2 separate regions of the Homo sapiens genome follow, and region 2 is linked to region 1. Evidence: chromatin loops called from intact Hi-C (ENCODE). Cell type or tissue: Caco-2. All regions are shown on one strand. Each heading gives the region's core, and the rest is flanking DNA. Links, peaks and the distances in the headings are about the cores only. Region 1 has its middle 220 kb from the start of PRDM9. Region 2 has its middle 140 kb from the start of PRDM9.

Evidence for each region. A loop is a pair of places that touch in the nucleus more often than their neighbours do. Peaks named below come from ENCODE experiments on the same cell type or tissue, not always from the same donor. Only the 100,000 strongest peaks of a DNase experiment are listed, where the experiment ranks them.
Region 2: it touches region 1 in a loop (2.6-fold over the local background); 1 of 110 quality-filtered maps calls a loop at or near these places.

What each region holds. Positions count from the first base shown.
Region 1 is chr5:23,724,425-23,729,812 of GRCh38, forward strand. No RefSeq gene overlaps it. Among named protein-coding and RNA genes, the nearest start is that of PRDM9, 220 kb to the left of the region's middle. In Caco-2, for the core only: no CTCF peak of the experiment used is centred there; no DNase peak of the experiment used is centred there.
Region 2 is chr5:23,645,191-23,650,578 of GRCh38, forward strand. No RefSeq gene overlaps it. Among named protein-coding and RNA genes, the nearest start is that of PRDM9, 140 kb to the left of the region's middle. In Caco-2, for the core only: no CTCF peak of the experiment used is centred there; a DNase peak (open chromatin) is centred at 2,861.

The DNA.
Region 1 (5,388 bases), core at 159-5,158:
GTACTCTAGTGCACTTTGCTCTATGAAAGTCTGTAATAATTCATATTTTCTTGTTTCTTTTTTTTTTTTTCAAGATGGAGTCTTGCTTTGTTGCCCAGGCTGAAGTGCAATGGCATGATCTCAGCTCACTGCAACCTTTGCCACCTGGGTTCAAGTGATTCTTCTGCCTCAGCCTCCTGAGTAGCTGGGGTTACAGGCACCTACCACCACGCTCAGCTAATTTTTTGCATTTTTAGTAGAGACGAGTTTCACCATGTTGGCCAGGCTAGTCTCAAACTCCTGACCTCGTGATCTGTCTGCCATGCCTCCCAAAGTGCTGGGATTACAGGAGTGAGCCACTACACCCGGCCTCTTGTTTCATTTTTTTAAGCTACAAAGTGCTGGATAGTGCTTTGTAATAGCCTCTACAGCTCTACTCTTGCAGTGAACATCAATCAAAGATTGAACTCATTCACTGCACTTTTTCCTTCGCATCTGGTCAAAATGTAGGCTGCAAATACAAATCAAATTGCTAAGAAATAAAAGATGCTATTTAGCTTTGACAGATATTTCAGCAATTGATGAACCTTTAAGAACAATTGATAAACCTTCGAATGCCATTTGATCCCCCTTCTCTCCATTTCTTCCTCCCTCTTCTTTGCCTTCATTTTCTTTTTTATATTGTATTCTATATTTTTGCACAGTAATTCACTTCATTTTGAAATAAATTTTGTTTAAAATTTTATTTCTTAAATGATTCAAATAAAAAAGATTTATCAGGAAGCCAAAGTCAACTAATACATATTAATAATGGAATGATTTAGATCTAGCTGTAAGATCTAGATTTATAGATCTTATAAAAAGTTTAGTAAAAATAATCGGAAATAGTACATATATCAGCGCTTCACAAACTTCAATCTGTATAAGAATCACCTGACTTATTATCAATATTCAAATCCTGAAACAGTAAGTCTGGGGTTATACCCCAAATTCTGAATTTCTAACAAGCTTCTGATTGAAGCTAATGTTCATAGACCACTTTGTGAGTATTCACTGTAGTGATGCAAGTCCATAACGCAATATAAAAGGAAAGCAAATAAGAGTTATTGAAATGTAAAACCCATGTACTCCATAAACTCATGGGACTCTACCGTGAGTTAAGCAGTAACTGATGAAATTATACATATTAACTCATTCAACCCTCACAAGAACTCTCAGAGGTAGGTATTACAAATTCCATTTCCAGATGAGGACACTAACATTCAAAGGTAGTCTTATACTTCACTGAAGACATAGAGCTCTGCTTTTAGAATGTATTCCAGTTTTACATAATTATGTTCTCTCCCTATTAGTAAGATATTATTATTACATTTTACTATAGTTCCTTACAAAATTAAAATAAACTCTTACTGAATAATGAATTTGATCTTGGTGAACATTTTGATTTGTTATACTGATACTGTAATTTGCATATTGTTTTTCATCATGTGAATCACAGTGGTTGTCTAAATGCATATTTAAACCAAGCACCTACTGTGATATACATCAAAATTGATGTCACTTATAAAAGCCATAAATAATTTAGTATTCCATAGAGATAGTGCAATAGAGTTCTAAGTCACAGATACAAAATATTAATTATTTTCATGCTGCAGATAGTACTTTTAGGTGGAAATTTGGTCCTGACTTATTCCTGATTACTTGTGATTTTTGAAGAAACTATGTGCCTATGGGCTGCCATGGGTAGCAGAACACCAAGGAGGCAGTGACCCCTCACCTAACCTACAAATGCTTGAGAGTCTCTTTCCACCTTACTGCAGATATCATGTGAAAAGAACTACCTACTGATGTGGTATCTTTAGAATATCCTATATGATGACAGTCACAGTTGTGCAACTGGAAATAATTCACTTTAAAATTTGCACTGCTGTAGTTATAGAAGTGTATGCAATAATTTGCTGTTTGACAGGAATCCTTATAATAAGAGGAAAAGCAATCACGTAGACAAAAGCTGTGGAAGAATTGAAAGTAATATTGGACCTGCTCTTCTCTGATAAGGAGCAGGAGTTATAGAATATTTCCATTTTTGTGACTCTAACTTTATAATCAATAATATTTGTCAAATAATAGCAAAAGGTTTTTGAAGCTACTGAAATTACACAACTGGGGACATTCAAATAAAAATATGAGAACATGTTCTTTTCGACAATTGGCTAGGGCATTCCTGCCAAATAAAAAATCATAATGAAAATAATTAAGGCATTGAGGGAACATCCAGTCTCTAAGTATAGCTAAAGGTTGTGGCCATTATATAAGGAATAAATGTATGGAGGCTCTGAAAGCTTGAAAGAAAACTATGATTCCATGAGAATGCATGGTAATACGCAAATACGTTGCATACATTAACTATGTGAATGACAGAAGAAAGAATTTGCGTAAAAACAACAAAGCTATGTGATGTGATTTTTTTTTTTTTTTTTTTTTTTTTTTTTTTTGAGACGGAGTCTCCCTCTGTCGCCCAGGCTGGAGTGCGGCGGCGCGATCTCGGATCACTGCAAGCTCCGCCTCCCGGGTTCACGCCATTCTCCTGCCTCAGCCTCCTGAGGAGCTGGGACTACAGCTGCCATTACTCCCGGCTAATTTTTTTGTATTTTTAGTAGAGACGGGGTTTCACCGTGTTAGCCAGGATGGTCTCGATCTCCTGACCTCGTGATCCGCCCGCCTCGGCCTCCCAAAGTGCTAGGATTAAAGGCGTGAGCCACTGCGCCCGGCCGCTATGTGATTTTTTTTTTTTTTTAAAGAGTACTTCTATTAGAAAATCAATGATTGATCAGTGTATATGAAACAAATGACAGAGAGAGAGAGAGAGGGAGAGAAATGATAAGTTGATATGTAATTAAATACTGAACAATCATGGACCAAATAAAAAAAGCCTGACATTGAGTAACAGTCATAGCTTTTACTTTAGTGACAAGATTACTGCATGCTAAATGTTCTAAGCGGTTGACGTGTCCCAACCTATTTGCATATCTCATATCAGAAGCCAAGCTACTGCATGACTGACAACACTTAGGAAAGAAGACAAATATTTACCACCAGCCCAGCCAGTTTACACTGTTTTGAATTGCAGTTCTACCCAGGGGCTTTAACACAGGAAGAGAAGTGCAGGTCCGTGTGTCCTAAAGTGAACCATAACTGGGACTGTTTTTAAAATAACTTTTGTACCTGAATTCAGAATTGTTGTGAGTTAAGATGCGGTACTGTATACAATAATATGATCTGTTGATTTTCCAAACCTTGGAATATATTATTTATAAAATATTGTGAACATGTTTTTAAAACTTTCTGGTTTGCACTGTAACTCACAAACACATTCTGGTTGATCAACATTTAGAAGATTTCAACAAGCTTTCATTTGTTTTTATTTATCTTATAAGGCATAGAATTACATAATAACTTCTTTTGTTTTTTGCTTGTTTGTTAGTTTGTTTTTGGTGGGGATTTTTTGTTTTTTGGTTTTGTTTTGTTTTGAGATGGAGTCTCGCTCTGTCGTCCAGGCTGGAGTGTAGCGGCACAATCTCGGCTCACCACAGCCTCTGCCTCCCGGGTTTAAGTGATTCTCCTGCCTCGATCTCCTCCCAAGTAGCTGGAATTACATGCAAGCACCACAATGCCCGGCTAATTTTTGTATTTTTAGTTAGAGACAGGGTTTCACTGTGTTGCCAAGGCTGGTCTCGAACGCCTGACCTTGGCCTCCCAAAGTGTTGGGATTACAGGCGTGGGCCACTGTGCCCAGCCTCATAATAACTTCTTAAAAATCCTTGTGACCCTGTATACCTCATATTTATAACTGAAAACCTGTATTTTATTCAAGCGTTAGTAATGATATGTAGCCTCATTGAGTATTAAGTTAAAAATATTTTCATAATGCAAAATAACATAAGGCTCCTAAGCAAGTCATGGAAGTGTATTTACTGTCTCCTTATTTTCCTTTCGTCTCCCATCTTCTAATTCTTTTACACTTTCTGAAAGCATGCATTGTTTTTATAAATTGTTGACTTTGCTCAGAAGGCTTCACTTTCCTTTTTACTAGTACCTGAAATAATTATAATATTTAAATTATCTAACTGTAAAATTTTTCACTCTATCCTTTTTTTTCAACTTTGGGAGCTGCTTCTTATATAAGATCCTGGTATAAAGAGTAACAAGATAAATCATTTTTTAAAAAATGAATCACTGTTGGAAACTTTCTGTTTCTTCTCTGGAAATTAATCTTTAACTATAGTGAGAGCTTCATAGCTTTCTGGGTATAGACTCCCTGAATTTTAATCCTGCTTGTACCAATTATTAGCTGTGTGACTTCGGGCAAATTACATAAAACTTCTCTCTACCTCAATTTCTTCATGTTTAAAATGAGGATTATCATAAAACCCATTTGATGATGGTATTTTAAAAATTAAACAAGTGTTAGTAAATAAAAATATTTTGGCCTAATGTCCAAAACATTGGCAATATTGCTAACATGGCTTTATAAGTTTTGTCCCAGTCACACTGAAATAATTTTAGTTTATATATCATCTTTCTGTTTCCTACATGTTAGATTAAGTACATGATATTTTCCTTGCCTAGAAAGTTCTCTTTCCCTGTCTTCCTATAAATAATTCTTAATCTTACTTTTCTTTCAGTTCTAAATTTTAATAGGTTTCTATTGCAGTGTACAAAACTATTGCAAACATCACGTTTTCTTTTCTTTTCTTTTTTTTTAAAGAACATATTAATTGTCCCTGTGTGGGTCAGGAGTCCAGGGACACCTTAGCTGGATCCTCTGCTCAAATTCTGTGAGTCCTACAAACAAGGTATTGTCCAGGCTGCTTTTTATCTAGAGCTTCGGGAGCTCCTTGTGGTTACAGGACTGAGGAGCTCAGCTTCTAAAGGCATGGCCATTCGCTACCATAAGGCCAACAGTAGCGTCTCCCTGACTTCTAAGTTCCCTTTTAGGGATTCACATAGTTAGGTCAGGTATACCCAGGTTAATTTCCCTTTTGATTAACTCAATGTCAAGTTATTAGAGGGTTTTTAAAAACTCTTTCTAAATATAACAATTCCCACCCACAATCAAGGCTGAGTATTATACAAGTACAAAGGAATAGGTAACGTGAGGGCCATTTTAGAATTCCGACTACTTCAGTCTATTTTCTAGCACTGATAATTTAGTTCTCTCCCATTTTCAAAATACATTTTCTCCCACCAAAACATGTCCCAGAGTCTCATCCCATTATAGAATCAACTCAAAGTCCAAAATCTCATTATCTAAATCCATCTGTGGACAAACCCAAAGGCCCCTATAATTTACAGCATACAGTGATAAGACAAGCAGAAGATAACGATTAGAAACATTTGATTCAAAAA
Region 2 (5,388 bases), core at 117-5,116, 79 kb before region 1:
AAGTGAGTTTCTTAATCCTGAATTCTAATTTGATTGCACTGTGGTCTGAGAGATAGTTTGTTGTGATTTCTGTTCTCTTCCATTTGTTGAGGAGTGCTTCACTTCCAATTATGTGGTCAATGTTAGAATAAGTGCAATGTGGCACTGAGAAGAATGTATATTCTGTTGATTTCTGTTCTTTTACATATGCTGAGGAGTGTTTTACTTCCAATTTTGTGGTCAATTTTAGCATAAGTGTGAGGTAGTGCTGAGAAGAATGTATATTCTGTTGATTTGGGGTGGAGAGTTCTGTAAATGTCTATTAGGTCTGCTCAGTGCAGAGCTGAGTTCAAGTCATGGATATCCTTGTTAACCGTCTGTCTCATTGATCTGTCTAATATTGACAGTGGGGTGTTAAAGTCTCCCATTATTATTGTGTGGGAGTCTAAGTCTCTTTGTAGGTCTCTAAGAACTTGCTTTATGAATCTGGGTGCTCCTGTATTGGGTGCATATATATTTAGGATAGTCAGCTCTTCTTGTTGCATTGATCCTTTTACCATTATGCAATGGCCTTCTTTGTCTCTTTTAATTTTTTTTTTTTTTTTTTTTACCTTTTTCACTTTTTAGTATTCTAAAAATCTGGTATAATTTCTCCCGATCTTGAATGGAACTAAGTTGAAAAATACTCTTCAGGATATTATCCAGGAGAACTTCCCCAACATAGCAAGGCAGGCCAACATTCAAATTCAGGAAATACAGAGAATGCCACAAAGATACTCCTCAAGGAGAGCAACCCCAAGACACATAATTGTCAGATGCACCAAGGTTGAAATGAAGGGAAAAATGTTAAGGCAGCCAGAGAGAAAGGTTGGGTTGCCTACAAAGGGAAGCCAATCAGACTAACAGTGGATCTCTCAGCAGAAACTCTACAAGCCAGAAGAGAGTGGGGGCCAATCTTCAACATTCTTAAAGAAAATAATTTTCAGCCCAGAATTTCATATCCAGCCAAACCAAGCTTCATAAGTGAAGGAGAAATAAAATCCTTTACAGACAAGCAAATGTTAAGGATTTTGTCACCACCAGGCCTGCCTTACAAGAGCTCCTGAAGGAAGCACTAAACATGGAAAGAATCAACCAGTACCAGCCACTGCAATAACATGCCAAATTGTAAAGACCATCAAGGCTATGAAGAAACTGCATCGATTTAATGGGCAAAATAACCAGCTAACATCATAATGACATGATCAAATTCATGTGTAACAATATTAACCTTAAATGTAAATGGGCTAAATGCCCCATATAAAAGACACAGACTGGCAAATTGGATAAAGAATCAAGACCCATCAGTGTGCTGTGTTCAGGAGACCAATCTCATGTGCAGAGACACACATAGGCTCAAAATAAAGGGATGGAGAAAGATCTACCAAGCAAATGGATAGAAAAAAAAAAAAAAAGCAGGGGTTGCAATCCTAGTCTCTAATAAAATGGACTTTAAACCAACAAAGATTAAAAGAGACAAATAAGGCCATTACATAGTGGTAAAGGTATCAATTCAACAAGAAGAGCTAACTATCCTAAATATATATGTACCCAATACAGGAGTACTCAGATTCATAAGGTATGTCTTTATCAGCAACATGAACATGGACTAACACAGTAAATTGGTACCAGTAGAGTAGGGCATTGCTGAAAATATAACTGAAAATATAGAAGTGACTTTGGAACTGGGTAACAAGCAGAGGCTGGAACAGTTTGTGGGCTCAGAAGACAGAAAAACGTGGGAAAGTTTGGAACTTCCTAGAGACTTGTTGAATGGCTTTTGCCCAAAATGCTGATGGCAATATGGATAATAAGGTCCAGGGTAAAGTGGGCTCAGATGGAGATGAGAAACTTGTTGGGAACTGGAAGAAAAGGTGACTCTCATTATGTTTTAGCAAAGATACTGGCAGCATTTTGCCCCTGCCCTGGAGATTTGTGGAACTTTGAACTTGAGAGAGATGATTTAGGGTATCTGACAGAAGAAATTTCTCAGCAGCAAAGCATTCAAGAGGTGACTTGGGAGCTGTTAAAGGCATTCAATTTTATAAGGGAAGCAGAGTATAAAAGTTTGGAAAATTTGCAGCCTGACAATGTGATAGAAAAGAAAATCTCTTTTTTTTTTTTTTTTTTTTTTTTGAGGACAAACTCAAGCCAAGCCAGCTGCAGAAATTTGCATAAGTAATGATGAGCCAAATGTTAATCCCAAAGACAAGGGGTAAATGTCTACAGGGCATGTCAGAGGTCTTTGCAGCAGCCCCTCCCATTACGTTTCCTACAGGCCTAGTAGGAAAAAATGGTTTCGTGGGCCAGGCCCAAGTTCCCCGTGCTGCATGTAGCCTAGGGACTTGGTGCCCTGCCTCCCAGTTGCTCCACCCCTTGACTAAAAGGGGGCAAGGTACAGTTCAGGCTGTGGCTTCAGAGGGTACAAGCCCCAAGGCTTGGAAGTTTCCACGTGGTTTTGAGCCTGTTGGGGCACAGAAGTCAAGAATTGAGGTTAGGAAATCTCTGCCTAGATTTCAGAGGATGTATGGAAACACCTGGATATCCAAGCAGAAGTTTGCTACAGGGGCAGGGCTCTCATAGAGAACCTCTGCTAGGGCATTATGGAAGGGAAATGTGGGGTCACAGCCCTCACACAGAGTCTCTACTTGGGCAACAACTAGTGGAACTGTGAGAAGAGGGCCAGTATTCTCCAGACCCCAGAATGGTAGATCCACTGACAGCTTGCACCATGAGCCTGGAAAAGCCAGACATTCAACACCAGCACATGAAAGCAGCTGGGAGGGAGGCTACACCCTGCAGAGCCACAGGGGCAGAGCCGTCCAAGACCAGAGAACCCACTTCTTGCATCAGCATGACCCAGATGTGAGACATGGAGTCAACAGAGATCATTTCAGAGCTTAAATATTTGACTGCCCTGCTGGATTTTGGACTTGCCTGGGGCCTATAGCCTCTTTGTTTTGGCCAATTTCTTCCATTTGAAATGGCTATATTTACCCAGTACCTGTACCTCCATTGTATCTAAGAAGTAATTAAGTTGCTTGTGATTTTACAGGCTCATAGGTGGAAGGGACTTGTCTCAGATAAGACATTGGACTATGGACTTTTGAGTTAATGCTGAAATGAGTTAAGACTTTGGGGGACTGGTTTTGAAATGTGAAGACATAAGTTTTGGCAGAGGTCAGGGGTGGAATGATGGTTTGGCTCTATATCCCAACCCAGATCTCATCTTGAATTGTATTCCCATAATTCCCATGTGTTGTGGGAGAGACCCAGTGGGAGATAATTGAATCATGGGGGCAGTTTCTCCCATACTCTCATGGTAGTGAATACGTCTCATGAGATCTGATGGTTTGAAAAGGGGAAACCCATTTCATTTGGCTCTCGTTCTGTCTCTTTGACTCTTCCCAACCATGTAAGACGTGACTTTCTCTTCCTTGCCTTAAGCCATGATTGTGAGGCTTCCCCAGCCAGGTGCAACTGTAAGTCCAATTAAACTTCTGTCTTTTGTAAATTGTCCAGTGTTGGGTAGTAGTTTCCCTTTTAGCCCACGGTGTGTCTGGAAAGGTTGTTTGGGCCCTAGGTCCTGGAAGGGGGTTCTCATGACTCTGACTGGTGCTCTACCAAGTGCACAGACTCTGTGCCATGAGTCACTGCCAGGGAATGGGTGAGTGGTAACATCAGCAATTAAAGACAGTCTTTCCTTCCCTCTTATTGCCTCTTATGTGGTGGGAAGTTACAACCAGATACTGTAACTGCTCACCTGATTTTTGGTTCTTATGAAGGTGTTTTTTGTGTGTAGATAATTGTTAAATTAATGTCCTTGCAGGGGCAATGATTTTTGGAGCCTTCTATTTGGTTATCCTGCTTTGCCCCTCAACACATGTTTTCTTATATTCCCACGCCAACTCCACTCCTTTCTTCTGTACTCATTTATATACAAGCTGTCTAAAATAACATCAGGGAATTATACATCATTTGAACATAATGCCTTGCTGTGGGTTGTGCTGAATGCTCTGAGTAGCCTAGAAAACCCACAACTGACATTTCTAAATCCTGCTGTGTGATATTACTATATAAGTAATTTACCTAATTAGTAAATTTAGATTTACTCCACATTCATATAGGCACAGTTTCTACCTGTGGTTCAAAAGATAAAATCTTTGGTAAAAAAAGAAACATTATTTTATATTATTACTGTTAACACATTAGCCTTTATTACTAAACAAATATAAAATCAAGAAAAACTCACATCTTTGAAGACTAAAAACGAAGTTAAAATCACCGACTTGAAACAGAGAACTAAGCAGGGCTATTTTGTCTTTCTAGGCTGTGTGATCTTGAGAACATTACTAAAATTTCCAGGTCTCTCTGTTTTCATTTCTATAGTGAGAATAATAATACTATCGATGTCATAAGATGTTTATAAGAATTACGTATTTGGAGGTAGACTTGTTAGTACTAAATCTATAATTGTTTGGACTCTCATTATGAATTGTTTGTAACCGCCCCCCAGAATTCACGTGTTGAAGTCTTGACTCTTGATAGTGTTGAGAGGTGGGCCTCTTGGGATGTAATTAGTTTTAGATGATGTCATGATGGTGGAGGCTCCATTATGGGATTTATTTCCTTATGAGAAAATACTGGAGCTTTTGCTCTTTGCTATGATTAGAGAGAGAAGGAAGCCATCTGCAAGCCAAGAAGAGAGCTTTGACTAAGAACTGAATCTGTCATACCTTGACTTTGGATTTTCCAGCCTCTGGAACTATGAGAAATAAATGTCTTCTGTTTAAGCCACTGAGTCTTTGCGTTTTCTTATGGCAGCCTAAGCTAGTTAAGATCACCTTTGTAGGATTTCTGATCACATTTCTAATAGTCAGTACCATATCTTAGCATGTGGGATATCCCCGACTAGCTGAAACCTACATTGTGTGCTCTCTTACAGGTGAGCCAGAAGTGACTAGAAAATTATGTCCCTGCAGAGAATATCCCTTCAGCAATGCCTGACAAGTATGGGATTATTAATATTTTGATTCCCATTCCTCTTGGCCATGATATATCAAAGGCATGTGTTCTCTGTCATGTCCCAGCATGGTCTTGCAGGATTAGTTCAAGGTAGCCAGCTGTCCAATATATCCTCTTGGCTTGCATTACCTTCCCTGTACTACTGCCACACTCACTTGCCAGTGTGTATTGATCCCAACAAATAAACTAAATCTTAGTTTCTGCTCCTAGGAAGAAGTGGACCCAATAAACAACTAAAGGTATGAAAAGATTACAATGCAGCAATCTCTTGTAACAGCCCACCACCACCACCACCACCACCCCCACCACCCCCCCAGCACATCCATCCAATTAAAATATTGATTT